Regions from separate parts of the Homo sapiens genome. Here all the other regions are linked to region 3. The links are chromatin contacts, found by Hi-C or POLR2A ChIA-PET in ENCODE. All regions are on one chromosome and are shown on one strand. The core of a region is the stretch at or near the end of the contact, and the rest is flanking DNA. Distances in the headings are between cores, read along the strand shown.

The links. A loop is a pair of places that touch in the nucleus more often than their neighbours do. ChIA-PET counts read pairs that join two places held with the same protein, here RNA polymerase II (POLR2A). Pooled maps may share reads with other maps.
Region 1: a loop to region 3 is called in a map with no recorded cell type, with 10 times the contacts of the local background. The contact joins two enhancer-like sites. A Hi-C loop is called at or near these places in 4 of 37 single-sample maps with no recorded cell type and 3 of 50 pooled maps.
Region 2: a loop to region 3 is called in a pooled map, with 3 times the contacts of the local background. The contact joins two enhancer-like sites. A Hi-C loop is called at or near these places in 3 of 50 pooled maps. POLR2A ChIA-PET finds 5 or more read pairs at or near these places in 2 of 52 experiments (H1 and activated T-cell).

What each region holds. Positions count from the first base shown.
Region 1 is chr3:46,185,935-46,188,634 of GRCh38, forward strand. The region is part of intron 1 of LOC105377067 (a long non-coding RNA gene); the gene reads left to right. Among named protein-coding and RNA genes, the nearest start is that of CCR1, 21 kb to the right of the region's middle. RefSeq lists an enhancer at 1,605-1,744. Within about 2 kb of position 1,282, at least 3 of the 41 ENCODE cell types and tissues checked have a DNase peak (open chromatin) inside an H3K27ac peak, as active enhancers do.
Region 2 is chr3:45,034,765-45,037,464 of GRCh38, forward strand. It overlaps CLEC3B (C-type lectin domain family 3 member B), which reads left to right. Exons shown (of 3, transcript NM_003278.3): 3 at 760-1,307. The coding sequence ends at 1,160. Among named protein-coding and RNA genes, the nearest start is that of CLEC3B, 9.8 kb to the left of the region's middle. RefSeq lists enhancers at 1-332, 212-281, 333-980, 452-511. Within about 2 kb of position 1,292, at least 21 of the 41 ENCODE cell types and tissues checked have a DNase peak (open chromatin) inside an H3K27ac peak, as active enhancers do.
Region 3 is chr3:45,611,685-45,614,384 of GRCh38, forward strand. The region is part of intron 1 of LIMD1 (LIM domain containing 1); the gene reads left to right. Among named protein-coding and RNA genes, the nearest start is that of LIMD1, 18 kb to the left of the region's middle. RefSeq lists enhancers at 38-107, 1,165-1,214. Within about 2 kb of position 1,432, at least 6 of the 41 ENCODE cell types and tissues checked have a DNase peak (open chromatin) inside an H3K27ac peak, as active enhancers do.

The DNA of each region.
Region 1 (2,700 bases), core at 32-2,531, 570 kb after region 3:
CCAGGTACTAAGCATAGTACCCGATAAGTATTTTTTTCTGAACTTTTCCCTCCTCCCACCCTCCACCTTCAAGTAGGCCCCAGTGTCTGTTGTTCCCCTCTTTGTGTCCATGTGTTTTTATTATTTAGCTTCCACTTATAAGTGAGAGCATGCATCTATCTTTGATTGTTTTTTTACAATTGAGTTATACAAGCACTCTCTAAATTCTGGTACCAGCTTTTTATCATAAATGTGTTTTGCAAATATTTCTCCCAGTGTTTTTCCTGTCCTTCCATTTTCTTAATGGTATCTTTTGAAGTGCAAGGTTTTCAATTTTGATGAGGTCTATTTTATCAATTTTTTCATTTATAAATCACATTTTTAAAAGAAATCTGTCTGGCCCAAAGTCCTAAAGATTTACTTCTATGTTTACTTCTAAAAGTTTAATTGTTTCAACTCTTACATTTAAGTCTATGATTTGTTTTCAGTTAATTTTTGTGCATGGTGTGAGGTGAGGGTCCAAGGTCATTTTTTTTGCATACACATAGTTATATTATGAAATGTTTTTCTAGAAGTTAATATGATAATAGCTTAATATTTTATTTTATGAACATACTATAAACAGTGAGGTCCTGGTAAATATTTGACAATCATCTCTTTTAAAAAAGCCCTGATTTGTAGTATTTGCCAATTTCCCTGTGTAAATATTCCAACAGTGTTTAATTTAAAGCTACTACATGACATAACATATGGAGTTGGGAAGAAGTCACACCATTGATTCTTATGAATTGCTACAAGCTGGCTCTAGCATATCACTAAATCAATTTAACCAATCTCCTGGGTTTTTGTTTTATTTTTGTTTGCTTCTTGTTTTTCTCTCTTTTACCCTCAATATATACAAAAGATGCAAAAAAGAAACAAAAAGCAGAAACAGTCTATTTTATTCATCGCTATAAATGAATGCTGTATCTCTAGGGAGTTTCTAGTTCTCTCTCCTTAGGAACACAGCTGTGGGCAACATCCTTGAAGCCTTTCTGTGGTCACATTTAGTAGTGTCTATCACATTTACTTTCAGACAACCCCCTCGCCAGCCTTGCTTCCTTTTAATGATAAAGAAAATCAAGTTTTGACAAATAGAGTATAAAGCAGCTTGAACTTCTGCAATTTTGCAAAAACACATATACAAAATTTAAATTATAGAGGTGACTTCCCCCCCTTTTTTTTCTCCCTCTCAAGAACCAAGTATAGAATTAAGCAAATGCTGAGGAGGAAAATAGTTGTCTTGACAGGCAGTGGAAGTCAAGTGTGAATGGCCACAATGTGTCAGCTTCCTGAAAGTGTCTTGTACATAAGAGTACTGCAAAGAAATCACTGGAGTGTGACACTGTTTCAGATAAATATATCTGATCTTCCTTTCGAGGAAATCTTGTAAGAAGTGCAAATAAAACTAGGGGGCCACTTTGGATCAGATGCTTTTTTTTTTTTTTTGAGGGAGGGTCTCACTCTGTCACCCACACTGGAGTGCAGTGGTGTGATCATGGCGCACTGCAGCCTCGACCTCCAGGGCTCAAACAATCCTCCCATCTCAGCCTCCTGAATAGCTGGGACTACAGGTGTGCACCACCATGAGTGACTCATTTTTGTATTTTTTGTAGAGACAGGGTTTTGCCATGTTGCCCAAGTTGGTCTCAAACTCTTGGGCTCTCAAAATGCTGAGATGATAGGCATGAGCCCCCATGCCTGGCCAATAGATATTTTTAATAAGTAGTTATTAGATGCCTATCTGTAGCTCTGTGGAGCCCACATAGCTTTATCCACATTGTTACAAATGGGAAGCAGCAGAGGCCTGGGATCTGGGAGAGCAGTGAGCCATGGGGGATTTGGAGGAGAAAGGGCACTAAGTTGTATGGGGATAAGAGGGTTTTGAGCAACTGTCACTATTTGGCAAGACCTTTATTCAATATAATTACCATTATTTAAAGTACCCCTTTCTATTACTATGAAAAGTGAGGCTCAGAGAGATGTGAAAGTGCTTACACAGGGACTTCTGGCTTACAAATACCTGCTTTTTAAACTCTGTGCTCAGAGTGTGCATTGGGAGTCACCTCATGAAGTGGAGACTCAAGCTCAGTGACTCATCACAGCCTCCTGCTCTGGCCCCATGTCCCAGTCAGCCCACTCACTGCCCCATGCTCCCCCTCTCACTCCTGCTCCCCTGCACATGACGGGAGTCATACTAACCTTTGTGCAGGTCCCAGAGAGAGTCATGCTTCTGGCCTTCATTCACTCCACACCCTTACCCCGGAATGTTCATCCCACTGTGTTCTTCTAAGAAGCAACTGCTCATCTTTTTCTTTTCTCTGTCTCCTTCTCACTCTCTTTCCCCAACTTTCCCCCCATTAGACTTCTTCTCCTTCTTGCCCTTTCTCCTTCCTTTCTTTCTTTTCACAAAGAATAGTTTTTCTTATGATGTGGCCATTTTAAAAGTTGGATAGGCCAGCCTGGTGGCTCATGCCTGTAATCCCAGCACTTTGGGAGGCCAAGGCAGGAGTATCCCTTGAGGCCAGGAGTTCAAGACCAGCCTGGGCAACAAAGCAAGATCCTGTCTCTACAAAGGATAAAAATAAAGTATTAGCTGGGTGTAGTGACATGGGTCTGTGGTCCCAGCTACTGAGGAGGTTGAGGCGGGTGGATCTCTTGGGTCCAGGAGTTCAAGACCGC
Region 2 (2,700 bases), core at 42-2,541, 580 kb before region 3:
AGCCTGTGCCCAGCACTTCCTGTCTTCTCTCTTGCAGTCTCAGCTCTATCCACTCAGCCCCACCCTACCAGCCCTCAGGAGAACTGACCCTGCAAAAGGCACTTGGCAGGCCCTGGAAGCTTGCTTGGGCTGTTTGGGTAGGGATTTGGGGCCCTGGGTACATGAAGTGTGGCCTAGGCTGTAGGTGGGCAGGTGCCCTGGCCCTGCAAGCTGCTTGATCTTAGGGAGGGGCATGGAGGAAGGAGAACCAGAGCAGGTGGCTGTGGCTGGGCTCCCTGGGAAGCTGACTCTGAGACAGAGCTAATTTGTTAGGGTGAGCCCTAGGAGCCACACATGTGGGGGCGGGGGGAAGAGGAAGTGGGCAGAGGGAGAGCTGAGCTGCAGTGCAGGCACCAGGCCAGCCTCTGTGACCCAAGGAGATGGGGTGGGTAAAGGCCAGAAATGACTGAGGTGGAGGCCTGGGAAGGGGTGTCAGCTGGGGCTGGGTGCTTCTGTAGCACAAGGGCTGCCTTTTCTCCCAGCCGCGGGAGCACCAAGACCTCCTGAGTGGGGATCTGGATCTGTACATTAGTGGCCACCACAGCCAGGTCCTCAAAGTGCATGAACCATCAGGACCCCTTTTGCCTGGGTCTAAGGGGCTGTCAGGACTGATGGGATAAACGGGATGGGATGGAGGACGGTGGGCTTGGCCTGGGCGGTTGGCTCTTTGCCTGGGGAACAGGGGGACCTTCGGTGACAGCCATTTCTCCCCACTCCCAGTCTGCCTGAAGGGGACCAAGGTGCACATGAAATGCTTTCTGGCCTTCACCCAGACGAAGACCTTCCACGAGGCCAGCGAGGACTGCATCTCGCGCGGGGGCACCCTGGGCACCCCTCAGACTGGCTCGGAGAACGACGCCCTGTATGAGTACCTGCGCCAGAGCGTGGGCAACGAGGCCGAGATCTGGCTGGGCCTCAACGACATGGCGGCCGAGGGCACCTGGGTGGACATGACCGGCGCCCGCATCGCCTACAAGAACTGGGAGACTGAGATCACCGCGCAACCCGATGGCGGCAAGACCGAGAACTGCGCGGTCCTGTCAGGCGCGGCCAACGGCAAGTGGTTCGACAAGCGCTGCCGCGATCAGCTGCCCTACATCTGCCAGTTCGGGATCGTGTAGCCGGCGGGGCGGGGGCCGTGGGGGGCCTGGAGGAGGGCAGGGGCCGCGGGAGGCCGGGAGGAGGGTGGGGACCTTGCAGCCCCCATCCTCTCCGTGCGCTTGGAGCCTCTTTTTGCAAATAAAGTTGGTGCAGCTTCGCGGAGAGGAGAGGCGCTGCAGTCTGTGCTGTGTCCGCGGGGCGGGGAGGAGGTCCCAGGAGCCGGTTCGAAAGCTCCCTCCGTGATGAAGTAGGCGAGAAGGGAGGAGGTGAAGGAGGGCGAGCTGAGCACACGCGCTTCATGCCACAGGAGGGTGGGAATGAGCGGAGGACTGAGGAGAGGAAGGAGGGAAAGAATAGGGAGATGAAAACGCCCCGGTCTGCTGCTAAGCACAGCACAGTTACCAAAGCCAGGAAACTAACACTGACACGATATTTTATTTACGTTACAGCTCTATTCAAAGCTCCAGGCTTCTTTTTGTAGAATCGTTTCCATCTGCTGGAATCCAGCATCGCCCCCACCCCCCGCCCCATTTCTAGGGGGATGCCCCCACTGCTGACCTCTCCTGCTGTAGATCTATTTCTGGGAGGCACTGACATGCTGACTCTTGCTATGGGGTCGGCGGGGAGTGGGGAGCTGGGCATTCCCCTTCTTCCTCAGGACATCCCGGGAGCCAAATACGACGGCCAGCACTGCCCGACCCGTGCGTCCTTTTCCTTCCCACTCTTCACAGAAAGCTGCTCAGGGGTCCAGGCGCAGGCATTTTAAATACGTTGTCTTATTTCACGTGATCCACCCAGGACAAGCTGTGCTATTATCACCATTTAAAATAAGCAAAGTGAGTTGAAACTCAGGGAGGTTTGGGGACTTCCACTGGTCCTGAAGCTGGTAAGTAGCAGAGCCGGGATTTAACCCAGGGCTGTTTCCAAAGGCCTTGGCCTTTCCACCACCACTGCAATGCTTGCTTCGTGTGGCCAGAACGTCACTGAAATAAAACATCAGAGAAGTGGCCCAGTGGTCCTCAGAGGCTGTTGGCCAGCTCTTGGCCTGACCTGGCCCACCCAGCCATCGTGGGCCTGGCTCTAGTGACCCCTCCTGGGGGAGTCTTCCTTATCCTTCAGCCACCGCCAGTGCTCCACTGTCTGGGCTTCTGCAGTAACTTTTTCTCTCTGGTTGTCTTCTAGTGTGTCTCGCCTTCAGTAATAATAAGTGGATGATAGTTTGATTTGATCGATTGAGATGGGGTGGTTGGGGGAGGCAGCTTACAGAGAATTATGTACGTACTTCATGCCAGGCAGCCTGTTCCTCATCATCACAGAAAGGACCTCTTGAAATTCAACAATTTCAACGATTGTTGGAGGAGGTGATGAGATCCATTGGCATAAGCCCAGAAACTGCTTCAGAAGAGTGATGTGGTATGTTCCAGACCCCTCAGCAAGCGAGAGGCAAAGCTTAGACTGAAATCTACATCTTGTAACTCCGAGTCTTGGATTCTTTTCATCCCTCACTCAGCTTCCTAGCGGGATATAGGTGAACAGGGTTTTGTTTTGTTTTGTTTTGTT
Region 3 (2,700 bases), core at 182-2,681:
GGAGGTGGCTTTCCAGGCAGCTTGCAAAGGCCTGTTTGTCTGAGGCTTGTCCTGACATCACTGAGGCTTTGCTTGCAGGTGGCAGGGACTTACACAGAGGCTCTTTGTTGGCCAGCCACAGAGGTCAGTTAGAAGCCATGAATGGACTGGAGCTGGCAGCCCCTCCTCTACCCATAGCACACAGCTGCCACCTCTCTGGGTTGCCCATGCCTGACGGTGGGTGTGTGAGGTGTGGGGAGAGGCATCTCTGCCCAAATTTGTAGCCAGAGAGCAGAGGAAGTGAAGTTGGTGGGAGGCGGTGAGGAAGGCAGGGAGAAAGAAAGGAGGTGGTGTTGAGGAAGCTAGCATGGCTTCTGCCCAGCTCTGTCATGGTTTGCAGGTGCGCGCTCTCTCTCTCTCTCTCTCTCTCTCTCTCTTTAAAGACAAATTCTCACTCTGTACCCAGGTTAGAGTTCAGTGGCACCATCTTAGCTCACTGTAGCCTTGGCTTCCTGGGCTCAAGCAATCCTCCCATCCCAGCCCCCCGAATAACTGGAAACACAGGTATGCACAACCATGCCTGGCTAATTTGTTAATTTTTGTAGAGGCAGGGTCTCGCTGTCTTGCCCAGGCTGGTCTTGAACTCCTGGGCTCAAGTGATCCTCCCACCTCGGCCTCCCAAAGTGCTAGGATAACAGGTGTGAGCCACTGTGCCAGGCCTTTTGCAGGCTATTTGATGTCTGCATTGGATACTTGGGGTCAGGCTCAATGCCTGGAAGTCATTTAGTGTCATTCTGCTGTGCTCTATTACTTTAAGCATTCACAAGCCTTTCCACACTCTCACTTCTTGATAGGAGGAGTGTCTAGGAATTGTTTTCAAAATGCTGTATTTGCATACAGAGAAATGTGTAGTTCAGTGAGTTTTGACAGATGCATGCACCTGTGTGACCCACATTCCTATCAAGATATAGAATAGTTCCATCCCCAGAAAGTTCCCTCATGCTTCTTTCCAGTTAGTGCTCACCTCCAGGCAACTACAATTCTGATTTTTTAAAATCATTTATTAGTTTTGCCCATTCTAAGATGTAATATAAATGGATTCATATAGTATTTATATACAGTTGATCTTCATTATCCACAGATTCTGTATTTGTGAATCAGCTTACTTGCTAAAATTTATTTGTAACCCCAAAATTAATACTCACAGTTCTTTTGTGATCATTCACAGATATAACAGAGTGCTGAAAAGTTTGAGTCCCCTGACGCCTATCTTCCCAGCTGAAGTCGAACAAGGCAACGCTCCGCCTTCTTGTTTCAGGTCATGCAGTAAACAGGTGTCCTTTTCATGGTCTATTTAGTGCCATGGTTTTTGCATTTTTGTGGTTTTTGTTGATGATTTTGCTGTTTCAAATGGCCCCCAGGCACAGTGCTGGAGTGCTTTCTAGTGTTCCTAAGAGCAAGAGGGCTGTGATGTGCTTTACAACGAGAATATGTATGAGAGAAGCTTTCTTCAGGCACGAGCTACAGGGCTGTTGGCTGAGGGTTCGATGTTAATGAATCAACAATATATACTAAGGAAGGTGTCTCTAAATAGAAGCACACATAAAACAAGGTCATATATTCATCAGTTGATGAAAGTGTTGTGGTCAGAAGTTTTCAGAAACCTAACCCTGTATTTCTGCCAGAAGCAGTGGTTCAGTATTGACTGATTCAGTATTCTTGCCAAATAATGAGAATCAACTATAGTACTCCTTTGTCCAGCTTATTTCACTCAGATAATATCTGTGAAATTCAGCTATGCTGTTGCATTATCAACTGGGCTTTTTGCATTATCAATTGTGCTTTTGTTTTACTGCTGAGTAATATTACATTGTATGGATACACCACAAGATTTGTTTTTCCATTTCCCTGTTGAGGTTTTTTTTTTTTTTTCATTTTTGGCTATTATGAATAAGTCTGTTAGGATTGTTTTTGTGTAAGACTTTGGGTTTTTTTTTTGTTTGTTTTTTTCTTTTGTAAATATGGGATCTCGCTATGTTGTCCAGGTTGGTTTTGAACTCCTGGCTTCAAGTGATTCTCCTGCCTTGGCCTCCTAAAGTGCTGGAATTATAGGCATGAGCCACTGCACCTTATATGTACAAGTCTTTGTATAGACACAGGCTTTCGTTTCTCTTGGGTAAATACCTAGGAGTAGAATTGCTGGATCATGGAGTAGGTGTATGTATAACTTTTTTAGCAACTGCCAAAAACTTTTCCAAAGTGGCCGTGCCACTTAGCATTCCCACAGCAGTGTGAAAGTTCCTCTGATTCTCCAGCTGTTTTTAGAATTTCTTGGGGGCCCTGCTTTACTTGTTGCTTTCTAAGCCACCTGTTCTCTGAGCTGGCAACGCTTGGCTGATACCCTCCCAATTTCCTCTGTTAAAATATTATCTTCACAAGATATTTTATTCCTTTCTTGATAGTGATGGGCTGTGAGCCCATCACTATTTTACTTTGCTTCTTTGCTCTCTTAAGAGTTTGATTTAAAAAACATTTTTTTGTTTTTGCTTTTACCAGTTTTCTCTAGTACAGAAATCCTCTTAGGCTGGGCACAGTGGCTCATGCTTGTCATCCCAGCACTTTGGGAGGCCGAGGCGGGTGGATCACGAGGTCAGGAGATCGAGACCATCCTGGCTAACATGGTGAAACCCAGCCTCTACAACAAATATAAAAAATTAGCCG